2 separate regions of the Homo sapiens genome follow, and region 1 is linked to region 2. A link is a contact called in ENCODE Hi-C or POLR2A ChIA-PET data. All regions are on one chromosome and are shown on one strand. The core of a region is the stretch at or near the end of the contact, and the rest is flanking DNA. Distances in the headings are between cores, read along the strand shown.

Region 1 (7,001 bases), core at 1,995-4,494, 49 kb before region 2:
AGTCCTCACATATAATAAGACTGTTTTATTTTTTAACAACTGTATTTGTCTGCTCACATATCTACATATAATGCATATGCTAGGCCATAACTCAAAATTTTTACTTTAGGTTCACAGTCAAAATGTTTAAAAAGCACTGTTTGGTGAAAAAAGTCCAGGCTTTGGCATCAGGCAGGCCTAAATCTAAAGTTATTACTGCTGCTATTATTATCTAATGAGTTTCTGTGACCAGATCCCAGCCAATTCCCTTCTCCCCACACTGCTTGTGAGACCCAAGAAAAAAATCCTTTTCTCATATATGAACCTTCCTTAACAGTGGTTATTGGAAGTTTCTTACTGGTCACAAAACTACTATTTAAATAATGATTTGAGATGAAAAGAACCAATATATTTTCATCTCAAATCAAATCAAATATGATCCAACCAACATCTATCAATGCTAAGACTAAACTCCATGAGGGCAGACATCATATCCATTTCCCTAGCACTCAGCCAAAAATTTTTGTATAGTAAGGACTTGATGAATATTTGAATATATTAATAGTTGAATGAATAAAAGGCCGAATGGTGAACCAATGAATGGCTACTCAACCGGAGGCACCGGAGACACAGAAGTGAACAAGGCATAAACCTTGGTCTTCAGAAATATATACATTTATCACTTAATTTATGTTTTTAGCAAATATTTATTTAGTATCAACTATTTTCCAGACACTTTGTTAGGTGCTACAATAAATAAAGCAACTGTATTTACTCCCTAAAAATAAAGATATTACATAATAATCGTATGAATAGCTATAGAGTTGGAATTATTTTAAGTGCAATGAAGGGTTTTATGAAGATCGTACAATAGGAGGGAATAATCTAGATGCAGAAAGAAGTAAAGGAAGACCCAGAAAGAATGGCTTCTTGAGAAAATACCACTTAACCTTTTAACCTTAGAAGGTGAAAAGCTGTTTTGTATTATTTTGTTTTGTTGGTCCTAGTAAAGGGTAACAGAGAAATGACCAACGTAGCAAGGAAATGACCAGATTGAGCAAGGAAGAATCTCTTGGGGAATAAAGATAGAAAGGAGCCAAGTCATACAGGACCTAAATTCTTCCTGAGCATTCTGAACAATGAGAAACTGGACAGATACATGATCAAATTTGCAGTCCATAAAGATCCCTATGGGCCTTTCTATGGGCAGCAGCTTTAAGGAAGAAATAACAACAAATATTGAGAAACTCTTTGCAGGAAATGCAGAAACCCAGGGGGAAAGGATGGCATTGTCTTAGATATGACAGTGGAAGCTAATGAGAAGTGTCCAGGATTGAGGTTATTTTGAACATGAATCCAAGAAGAGAACTTGGTAGCAAATTAAGTGTGGAAGATGATGCATAGAAAGGGGAAAGGGAAATATCAGGGAGAACAACGAGGTTTGGGCTTGAGTGATCTACTGGAAAGAAAAGAAGCTGTAGGGAGAATAGAGACAAAAATATTGTGGTGAAAGATCAAAATAGTAGTATGGAACATATTAGATTTGAGGTAGCTGTAAAACATCCAAATAGTGATTTCAAGAACTAAACACTTCCAAAGCTTCCCTTTGATAAAAACCAAAGTCCTTACTCTAGACTGCACTAGATTTAGACCCTCACTGCTTCCATTATTTCATCTCCCATTTTGCCCTCTATCACTTTGCTCAAGCCAGAGTGTCCTCCTGGATGTTTCTCAAACATGTCAAACCAGCGTCAGCCTCAGAACCTTTGCGCTTACTATTCTCTCTGTCTGGAATGCACATCCTTGGAATAAATGCATAGTTCAAATCCTCATTTCCTTCATGTCTCTGTGTGATATCACCTGAAAAGCAAGACCTTCTCTGATTACGCTATGATACATATCTCCTTAACCCTCCAGCACCCTTATCCTTCTTGTCCTTTTCTCCATAATATTTATCTGATATATTTTATAATCACTTATTATTTTTTGTCACTTGCCTCCCTCAACAAAAAGGCAATGGAAGCTCCATGAAGACAGAGATTGTTATTTTTATTTACTGATCTGTCTTAAGAGATAAATACAGTTCTTGTCATGACTTGGGAAGGGTTTGAGATTTTATCCTACTTGGAAGCTAAGAAGTTAGCCTGCCACATTATAATGGTTTCTGGCAGAAGGCACAGACTCCTGGCTCAGAGAAAAGGGACTTAATTATTCCATAGCAACAGCCAGAGTATTGGAATTTGTTCTGGTTTCCCAAGCCCCAATTTCCACAGGCCAATTTAAGGGGCATCAAGTGATAGTTGCAGGGAAAGTACAGTGTGTTAAAGGAAAGAAAGGCCAAGCTTTTAAAAACCCGAAATCTTTTGTAAAGGGCAATTAACATGGTCTTTGCCCTAGAAGGAGATATTAACTTTATTACACTAAACAGTAAACAAACCTGCCTTTTGGTGCAGAGGGAGACATTACGTATTTTCTAAGGTCGTTTGTTATATAAACACCCTTAAAAAGATAGTCTGAAACAAAGGTTATCAGTACCTCTACTCATAAGACACACCAAAACATGAGAGAGGATGGAGAATTCTCTTCTAATAACACATGGTAGATATCCAGCACATATTCTCTTTTACCCAGCACATATTCTCAGATGAAAGAGTAACCCTTTGAATTAGGTGTTATTATTATTTTAATTTCCAGATGAATACACAGAAGCACAGCAAAAGTGGCTCCAACAAGCACCCTCTAGCTCCAGAATACACGCTTTAGGGAACTGAGTCCTCTCTCTCTCTTGCTTTCTCTTTCCCTCTCATCTGCCACTCCATCAGCTACTTTAGGTTTTGTGAATGAGTGAGGGAAAAATAGAGAAAAGAGAAAGAAGAATAAGAAAGGAAGAGTGGAGGAAAGGAAAAAAGAATGGAGAGGTTTTACCCTACTTGGAATAAAATTCTTTCTAGTAGCTATCCATACCTGCTCATCTATCCAGAACTACAGAGTAGAAGGGATCTTTGAGTTCATCTTACAGGTGAGAAAACAGGCTTGAGAAGGGAATGACTTTCCCACAACCACAGAGGGAGTTAGGGATCAAACTAACCACTAGAACTATTTTCCTGACAGAATCTTTGCCTTGCATGTTTCAGGCCCACCTGGCTCCTTTCACCTTTCTTACACAGGTGACATTCCCAGAACCTGGAGGCCAGGCTATGACACAGAGTCAATCAATAACCAGGGAGATCTGTGATATAGCCCAGTAGGTGGGGCCTTGCTGCCATCTGCCATATGACCCTTCCAGTCCCAGGCTTCTGAAGAGACGTGGTAAGTGCGGTGCAGTTTTCAACTGACCTCTGGACGCAGAACTTCAGCCATGAAGGTAACAGGCATCTTTCTTCTCAGTGCCTTGGCCCTGTTGAGTCTATCTGGTAAGTGTTGCATATTTTTCAAATTTAAATAAAACTGTTTTGACCTGTTGCTTTGTGAAGCACATTATCTTCTAGACTTTTGATGTAGTCTAGTCTTCGAGAGATGTTTTGGACCTAATGAGATGAAATAAAATCAACAGGTAAGAATTATTTTTTAAGAGGAATTTTTAACCTACTATAAGGAAAACAATTCTACTAGTAAGAAATTCCCAGAAATAAAATGGTTTTCCTCTATTGATGTGGCTGACCCTTTGTTGGGATATGGTAGAGAAAAAAGGGTAAAAATATTTTAACTTTAAGTATACTTCTCATTCTGTAAATGTGTAAGGCCAAATTACAAATTTTAAATTCTCATGGGATTGCATAAAATAGATAAATGGCTTCCAGTTATTCAGTATAAAAGGCATAATTTGACTGATTAAAAATTTATTTTTTTATTGTATAGGTTTCAGTGTACTTGAATCATGTATAGTTTGTCAGATTTATCCCTGAATAGCTAATATATGTGATATAAAGGGAATTTTTTATTTTCAATTCCTGGTATTTCTTATTAGTATCTGGAAATACAAAAATTGCATTTTGTGTATTTACATTACACATTTTGAATGTTTTGAAAGAAAATATTCTGCTTGAATAGATGGTGCACATATACCTCCAACTGCATCTTGACAATGTTGACAGACAACTCTGAACCCGCAGAGCCAAGATCAGTTTCCTTTTTATCACTGGAAATGGTTAACATTTTCAACTTCACCTCTCATGTAGTGAAGGATCCTGTGGAGAGCCAAATCAGCACTTTGCTAAGAAGAGGAAGAATATTGTTTGTTTTATTTGCTGAATATTTATGGCAACAGTCAGTGTTCCCTTTCCCCCTCCTCATGCATGTTAATTAATACAAATAGATGCCTGTGATGAGCACCTGCTCTTCAGTTTTTAGACTCAACTAGATTCTAAAAGCCAGTGGGCCCCCAACAACATCAAGTTCTGACTATCCCGGGGGAAATTCTCCAAGCTCATAGATGCCTCACTAATTTTCATTACATTTAGATACAAAGAACTACCTCTTTGCTCAGATCACCTCAAAGATTGATGATATTAAAATTAATTTTCAGGAATGTTTCCTTATTTGATTGCTATCATATTAGTTCCCTTTCCCTTCCATGAACTTATCCACAGTTATCATTTCCTATATGTTGTCAGCAAAACCTCTGCTATTTTCTGGGGGAATAGAGATTAGCTATTTTGACTACCTGTAAATTCAACAAATGTGAGTTAGACCCATAGTCCATATGATGCAATTGTTGGAAATAGCTCTTTGGGAACTGATAGTGAGTTGGCAAAAGAACTCTATTTTTTCAACAATACTTACAAAAGGGAATTTAAATGTAATTGAAAAAGCTAACTTTGCATCAGAAGACCTGGTTACTGCTTATGATAACTGTTTCACAGCTAGTTATAAAAACTCTCCATACTTTCATCTGTAAACTGAGATAAAAATTATACTTCACTAATTGTGAGATTAAAGATCTAGTAACTGGTTTTGAGAATGTTTGTGAGTATTCAAAAGATAATTTGCTCAGTGCCTGATTCATTTCCAGCAGTAAGTGCATAATTTCTGTTTTCAAGGAAATAGATCAACTTCCTAAAACATCAAATCGAGATACTTTGGTCATAATCAAAGTTTTACTCAAACTTTTTAAGGTTTTGCCAAGGAAGGGGTACAGGAAAATCAGTCAGATACTTTTGGAAGATTAGAGAAATCAGAAAGGGTGGGGAATGAAAGAGCCTAGTAAAGAAGTCACAGTCTGCAATGAAAGCAGAGAATTCTGATGAAGAATAGATCTGACTTCTTTCATTTAGGACCCAACTTACCATATCTGATTTATTTCTAGGTAACACTGGAGCTGACTCCCTGGGAAGAGAGGTAAAGAGATATTTGTAATTTCTTATTTCTCAGACTGGAACAGTTTGATCCAACAAAAATGCAGCCTTGCTGTCACCTTTCAGTTTAGCCTGAAGTTAAGAGGAGTATGAATGCTAGGGAGGGTTAACGTGAGAAATGCAAATGGTAGTAGTAGTTCCAACCCACAGGCGTATATTGAAGGACAATTTCACTGATGTATAAGCAAGTTCCATATAGTCCTACAGTGCTTGCTGTGAAGGGGTTTTTATATAGACTAGTGATAGCTGTAGACAAGTATTTGGGGTGGAAGCCTTCTCAACTTCACTCCAAGTAGCCCTTCCTCCTTACAGCCAGTTTGACCATGTTGGCATGCAGCTCTCCCAATCACCAAGGTGTGGCTCTAATTTATAATGAATGACAGAAAATAATAAACTAGGTTCTCCTTCTAGAAAAATATTCTAACTCTAACCTTTTCATATTTTTTTGTTTAAGAGGTAATTTCAGTAAATTTGGAGACCAGAGGAAGAAGTGTCCCTGTTCTCAGTACATTTATATCTAGTCAGAGACAGCTGATAGACCAAAAGTTCATGAATGAATGCAATATTACATTTGTGATAAGTGTTATGAAAAAGTTCTGCTGCCGTTAGGAACTTAGCCTAGTTAGAAAAATCAGGGAGGGTGCTCCGAAGTAACTGAGGGGTTATTTTGAGCCAAAAAAAAAAAATGAGTGTTAGTAAAACAAAACTGGTGGGGAGATGTAGTAGAATAAAGTACTTAAGAGCTAAAGCTCAGGAACTCTGACTAGGTTTGAATTCTGAATTTAGGAATTCCTTAGCTGGGTGGCCTTGGCTAATTTTATTGCTTTGTGCCTCATTATCTTCACCTGAAGAAGAATATAATACTTAGTTCACAGGATAGTTAGGAGGTTTAAACAGAATAATATATAAAAAGCACTAGAACAATGTCTAGGACAATGACAATCATTTGATGATTATAAACTCTTACTGGAGTAGAATGCAAAGACTTCCAACACCCGACAATGCCTAGTGCCTTTAAGTGCCTAATAGAAGACCAGTGTGTGTGGACTACAGTGTACAAGGAAGAACGTGCCCCAAGATGTGGCCAACCTGAGAGATGCCAGCACCCGCAGTAATTGCAAACTTGAACATTATCTCACCCATCCATGTAAATCTCACAACAACACTATGAGATAGGTGGGAAATGGTAATATCATCACTGTTTTGCAGATGAACTGACTGAGTTTCAGAAGGGCCATAGGACTTACTAATGTCACACAGCTTAGAAATAGCAGAGGCATGACTTAAAACAAGGTTTTCTGTCTCCAGATAGTAGGTTATTTCTCTTACAACACACAGTATCATTCTCCCAATCACAGTTATTCCCCAGAGAAATAAAACCATTTCAGAGATTTTGCTATGAACTCAAGAATGGAGAATAATGGGAAATGATTCTGTTTAATTCCATTTTTAGGCCAAATGTTACAATGAACTTAATGGATGCACCAAGATATATGACCCTGTCTGTGGGACTGATGGAAATACTTATCCCAATGAATGCGTGTTATGTTTTGAAAATCGGTGAGTACAAACTTGAGTTTCTTTTAAACTATATATTTTAAGTTAGTTATCTTCAAGTGTACTGATAATATGAATCTCACCCCGAGAAAAGCAAACTATTTACTTTTT
Region 2 (6,320 bases), core at 2,910-5,409:
ACTATTGATAAAGGACATACAGTGAGGTCAGAATGAGATCCTTTATTCTTAGCAAACTCAAGAAGACCCTTACTGCTTACATTTAATGTTCTCTGTAAATGTATTACTATATTAATATAAATGTATACTATATTAATAATCCTTTATAAAGGAGGCAGGGGATAAACAACAGTCACTTATGAATGCCTTTGTTTTTGCCCCCTTTTTGGGGGAAATCAGGCTTTTGACTAAGTGTGACATAAGCGTCTCCAGAATTCCTCATTATCTGTTGACAGCTGGTCTGCAGCCATTAACAGCAAGCTTGTAGAATAACCCCAAGTGATCTGAGTGCTTTGGAAACATCCAGAAAAATGTGCTAGGCATAACCATAGTTAATAAAATTGTGTTTATAACCATATTGATATGACTTGTCATTTATTACGTGCCAGGTACTCCTTAACATTTTGCACACAAAAACTTCAAAAACGACTCAATGGGACCAAAGACTTCCAACAACCCTAGGAGTGAGTTTGGACTCACTTAACTCAGCCAAGCCTTCATATGAGATGGCAACCACAGCCAACTGTTAAACTACAACCTCATGAGAGGCTTTGAGCCAGAAGCTCTGAGCTAAGCCACTCCCAGATTTCTGCCCCACAAACACTATGAGATAATAAATGATGTTTCAAGGTGCAAACAAATCCCTCAGAACAATAATTCAGTGGGGTAGGTACTGCTATCATGTCACACAGATAAAGAAACTGAGCCACAGAGGAATAAAGCAACTTGTCCAAGGTCACTCAGAAAAGAAATGGTAAAGCCTGGACCCAATCCAGGTAGTCTGTCTCCAGAGCCCACACTTTGCAGCTTCCTCCCATTATGCTGTGGTATCTCCTGAAATTTTAATGCCACTTTTGGAGCCAAGACCCATACCCTGTACTTTTTCAGACATCCCACAGAATTCAGAAGTCAAAGTTGTAAAAGTCCCAGGAGAGGCAGACAGTTTGGTCATAATTAGTACTATTGGCCAAGAAGCTCTTAGAAGAAAATCAGGGTTTCCCAAAGAACACCATGCCTACCCACTGAGGACATGTTAGATGACTTCGAACATACGTGAGCAAACATGTTTACTTTCATAACTGTGTATTTTTAAAATCTGTGTCAGATAAACATTACGTTAATATGCATGTGTGCTAGATGAGGTAATTAGTATAATTATCTAAGTAATTATGAGAAATATCAACAATATATCTGAACAAATGATACTATATGTATTATTTTATTTTTTTATATATATATAAATTACAGAGCCATGATTCAATGCAGATAGTTATTCTTTTATTTATTTACTGGTCTATTCTTCAACAAATATTTATTGAGCACCTAATATGGCCCAGACACCATTCACAAAAAAACACAGAAATAAAAATCCCTACCCTCTCGTAGTTTACATTCTAATAGGGAATAATACAGTATATTACTAATATACAATACAGTACACATTATAGTATAGCATGCCACATTAAGCAATGTTATATTATCCCATAGTATATTATTCATATTAATTTTATATATAGTATATAGAAAAATAGAACATGGTATGAGAGGGGATGGTAATAGAGAGGTGAGAGTTTTAATGTTTCTTTTTAAATTAAAAATTATTATAAATAAAGTTGAAGTCTTTGTTTTACTAAAAAAATTAAGAATTTGTTTTCGTTTCCTTCATATGGGTCCATTATCTTTACCATGTCAATTTTCATTTATGTTTTGCTGAAGTCAGAGAAACATTTCATTAAAAAATGAATAAATAGCAAATCAAGTAAATCATAAATAATTAAAGCAAATAAGGGAAAACTATTATTAAATAATGATAACAGTGCTGCCTGGACGTGACCAAAAACAAATGAGTAAGTTGTATTTGAATGGTTAAACTGGATACTTCTTCAGATAGGAAACACCAAACTTTTCTCTTACCAATTGACTCTTGACCAGCTGTTTTATGTTGATGGGAGGAGAGGAAAAACTAGAATCACCCACCCCTAGACATTTGGCTCCTAGCGCTAAGGATGAAATGCTGTCCCGAGGACAGTGTGGAGGGTTCTGTCATCTAGTGTGTCATAACTTCTACAGCCTGCAGCTTCCTGGTCTGCTTACTTACAAGAACATCTCTGCAGAGAAAGCAGAAGATAAAATACAGGAATACAAAAAGAAGCGAGATGATCACATCCCATTCCTTTATGTTACACATTACACATAGGTGATGCTGACTTGGAAGTGTGTGCAGGTTGTGTGGCTGCTGAGACTTTGACAGAAGGCAGGGGACACTAGCTGCACAAAGGAGGTTGCAGGCTTTCCCACCAAGTGGATGGAAAGCCAGTGTCACGTGCTGGGGAACTGCTGCAACTCTTTCCTCATCACCTAGTTATCTTCAAGCCAGTTTTATTAGAAGAAGCCCCTGACATTAAGAGTGACACCATGCAGGAAAAAGTCTTCTCATGTTTTAATATTAGTTACTTACAAATGAGTAACAAGTAACTGTAGCTACATTTATTGAACATTTCCTATCTGCTAAAGACCGTACATTTTACACACGTCATCTAGTTTAATTTTTGTAATGACTCATGAGGTTCTGTGATTATTTCTTTTTACAGATGAAGAAACATAGATTTGAGGAAGTTAATAAATATGTTCCAGATTATACCTATAGTAAATACTGGCGCTAGGAATGGAGCCTAGATCGTCTGACTCTGGAACTTGTGTTAAACCCATTTGAACCTGTAAATAACTCTGTGGATTAAGAACAAAGATTATTTCCATTTTATGGAGGAGTGGCAGAAAAGTGTGGTGGTTAGGAGAGCAAATGTAAGTGTTAGAAGAGTCCATTTTGATTCCGGTTCTGTCGTTTATCAGTTGTGAATTTGGGAAATGTATCTAACTCCTCTGAGATTTACAATGTCCTCAAATATCAAGATGTAGAGAACACTTAATCTCTTAGGGCCTCTCTGTCTTTGCCATCATCATCATGGTTATTACGTACTTTGGATTTTCTCATCTTAATTTTTTCTCCTACCTGAAATTGCCATGTTATTCCCCTTAAACCCTTAGATTAAGAGATGGCTGCAATGTACTACTATGCTGCTAATAGTAAATATTTATTGTACACTTACTATATGCCAAGTGCTTTTAGTGCATTATCTCATTCAATCTTTACAACCCCTCCACGAGATAAATACTGGTGTCATCTATAATTTATAGTTAGAAACAGAACTCGCCTAGAACTGGACATTGCTGATTTCACTTCCCCCTTTTCCTGCCCACCACCCTGACTGCCAACTGACTTCGGAACTCCAAAAAGGCATCCATGAAAACGACAGGAATTGCCTGCAGGAAATTGAATGCTCCAGGAGTTTGACACTAAAAAGATTGGGAACTGTCCACCAACTTGTGCTACCGAGAATAGTGGTTGTTGAAAGGAATTTCGGTCTCTATCCAAACTTACTTTTCCTCAGGGATGTGTCAATTACCTCCAAGTCCTGTTCAGAAGGGTAGCTGGAAAAACAGTGAAACCAAGTAACTCACCTGAGAACAAGCCGGGAGTAGTGCAAAGGAATCAACCAGACTCTTAATTTATTACAAAGTCCAGCCACTCCGTTTGCTTTCTAAAAACCTTGTTGCCTGGTATTGAGTAAAAGATGCTATAAAGGACGAACACGTTTGGAAGTAATAATAATCTGCTATTATGCGACATAATTTTCTCCACATTTGTTGTTATTTTTCTGATAATAAATTTCATACTTTTTATTGGAAAACCACAGAAAATGCAAAAAATAGCTAAGCCGTTGGTATGTTTCTATCTAGATTTCAATTAAATTTTAATTATTCTCTCCCCGTGCCTAGCCCCCCTTGCCCCATTTTTAAAAAGACCTGGAGTTCAGGGTAGGAGACATCAAGAGCATCCTAGAGGGCAGCAGCACAAATTCACTCCCCTCCAGACCCTGCAGCTTGCTTCGCCCATCTCCCCTCCCCCTGAGCTTGGTCGCTTATCATTGGTCATTGCCATGGCAACCAGCAGCTGCCGGGCCAGCAGCCTCTACCGCAGCAGGGGTGGGGCACTGGGGGAGGGGGAGAGAGAGAGGAGGAGCCAGAGGAGGTGTCTGCTGCAAGTTCCTGGCTGCTTCCGAGCTCACCCCATCCTCCGAGAGGGAGGAGGCCCAACTGGTGATGCTGCTGCTGCTGCTGCTGCCGCCGCCGCCGCCTCTATTGCTGATACTCTAGTGGGGCTGGAAGGGTGGTTCCTATTCGCACCATCGCCAACCAGAGACAGAGGGAAAAAAAAAACCGGCAGCCACTGCTGATGTTGGGTTCGGAGGCTGCATCCGACTCGGTCACAAGGAAAATGGATTCAGTTTGCATCTCTCCCTCCTTTAAACAGCTTCTCCGGGTCTCAGCATGGTGAGTAGGAAACAGTAGGGCTCCCTTCTTGGTTTAGAGTGTTCTTATTTGACCTGTGTATACATTTCTGGCCTGAACTTGAACAATGACTCCCGTGCCTCAGACTAGAAGGGGGAGATGTGGAGACAGAGATGAGGATGGAGGGAGAGGAAGCTTGCCAGGAAGAGAGAAGTGAGAAGACAACCTCTTGTGTTTAAAAAAAAAAAATGGTGTTCTGATTTTATCTCTAACTGGCTCAGAATGCAGACTGAGCCACTTGGTGCCTTTTTTCCTAAGCTTAGCAACAGCATCAGGGGTTGGAAAAAGAGCTAACAACAAGAAGAGGGTGTTATTGAAAGGAATCATTTCATTTGCAGCTCTCACATACAGGGTTGGGCCTTCTTCAGAAATACATTTGGTGTCTCATAAGCTTACCAGACTCATTATAAGGTGGTTTTGCTTATTTTATTGATTGCTTAGAAAAAGTGGCCCCAGAATTTGACATTTTATTTTATATTCTAATATACTCTTGTTGAGAAATCATTTGCAAGACCCAGTTTTATTTTATACGTAGATTTGACTGTGAACTTACACATGTATATCTTATGGATATACAGATCATATATACACATGTCACTTAGCATTTATATTGCATTTATGAAGCATATTTATATGTAGGGTGTGCTTTGCAACCATTTTTATGGGTTACATATGTCCTTGCATGCCTGGAAGTAATTGCATGTTTTTGAAACTATGCTTCTGGTTTATATTATTATTCATTGGCTTTATTTGGATTAATGTGAAATTTACTCTGGTTATTGTCCCTTAGTTTCATTGTGACCGATTGGAACAGATGCCTATCGTTTGATCTGTGTCATAGAACTAGATGCAAATTTGTAGCCTGCCTCTTTATTTTTAATTGGGTTTGTGGGGGATGATATTGAGGACTCTGAATTTACAATGATGGGAATGGGAGGCGGTTTGTGGTATTATTTTGTGTCTAGCATCTTACCAAATCAATGTTGAAGCAAATCAGTTTTCTTGAAATGCCACCCCAACCTTTTCATGTTTGTGCCTTGTGTCCCAGGAAGCACAGCTAAGCTGGAAGGTGAAATGTATTCATTTTATTTAATAGTGCTGCTATCTGATGTTCATTCCTTCAGTATCCAGGAACCATTTCACAGTTCTCTCAGATGTTGTATTAAGGGTCTCCTTCTGTAAATAATTAAGTAGGAAAGTAGGATTGTTTTGAAAATCTAGGTATTCCCAAGCACCCTAGCCCAGCCGTTTCCAAATTAGTCTGCTTATACAATGAAATGAAACCAGAGAGTGAGCAAAGCGAGCAGGAGAATGTGTGGCTTGTAGCTGAAATGGGGGTCTATTGTAATTTACAAATGCTTACTGGGATCTGCTTGACCTTTTATTATGTCAAGGCTTTAAGGCAGTTCAGGAGACTAAAGATGCGTGAGATGAGGAGGTTCCATTCCCGCCCAGGATAATGGATTTCATTGAATTAAAGCCAGAAAAAATTATGTAGGTAAAGTGTATTAGTAATATTACATTTACCACATGGGCTATTATAGTTTTATCCATTATTCTCTTCTCTAACAATATCATTGTCAGTACAGACATTTTTTACAATGTAAAATAACAATTGTTTGGGTCTTTAGTCTTGCATCTGATTCTACATACACCCCCCACATTTATAATTTTCACATGTATTTGAACCAGGTTTATAGTTTAATTTTGCTGAGAATAATTGTTCTATTTGGTTTATACATGAGAAGGGCCCTTGGTGACTCAATTGTGCATGTGCTCATAGCATGTTATATATTATAGATCCATAGCTTTGTAAACTCATGCTACTTTGTGCCTAATTTTAACAACTATATGAAGTAGGGCAAGGAAAG

Evidence for each region. A loop is a pair of places that touch in the nucleus more often than their neighbours do. ChIA-PET counts read pairs that join two places held with the same protein, here RNA polymerase II (POLR2A). Pooled maps may share reads with other maps.
Region 1: a loop to region 2 is called in a map of Caco-2, with 4 times the contacts of the local background. The contact joins the promoter of SPINK1 here to the promoter of JAKMIP2 in region 2. A Hi-C loop is called at or near these places in 6 of 168 maps with a recorded cell type or tissue (CD4-positive, alpha-beta T cell, CD8-positive, alpha-beta T cell, Caco-2 and 3 more) and 10 of 50 pooled maps. POLR2A ChIA-PET finds 5 or more read pairs at or near these places in 5 of 52 experiments (H1, WTC11 and activated T-cell).

The regions. Positions count from the first base shown.
Region 1 is chr5:147,827,914-147,834,914 of GRCh38, reverse strand. It overlaps SPINK1 (serine peptidase inhibitor Kazal type 1), which reads left to right and starts at 3,244. Exons shown (of 4, transcript NM_001379610.1): 1 at 3,244-3,392; 2 at 5,285-5,316; 3 at 6,787-6,893. The coding sequence starts at 3,338. LOC124901101 (a long non-coding RNA gene) reads right to left here and starts at 4,410. Exons shown (of 2, transcript XR_007058987.1): 1 at 4,045-4,410; 2 at 3,304-3,506.
Region 2 is chr5:147,780,567-147,786,886 of GRCh38, reverse strand. It overlaps JAKMIP2 (janus kinase and microtubule interacting protein 2), which reads left to right and starts at 4,159. Exons shown (of 22, transcript NM_001270941.2): 1 at 4,159-4,431.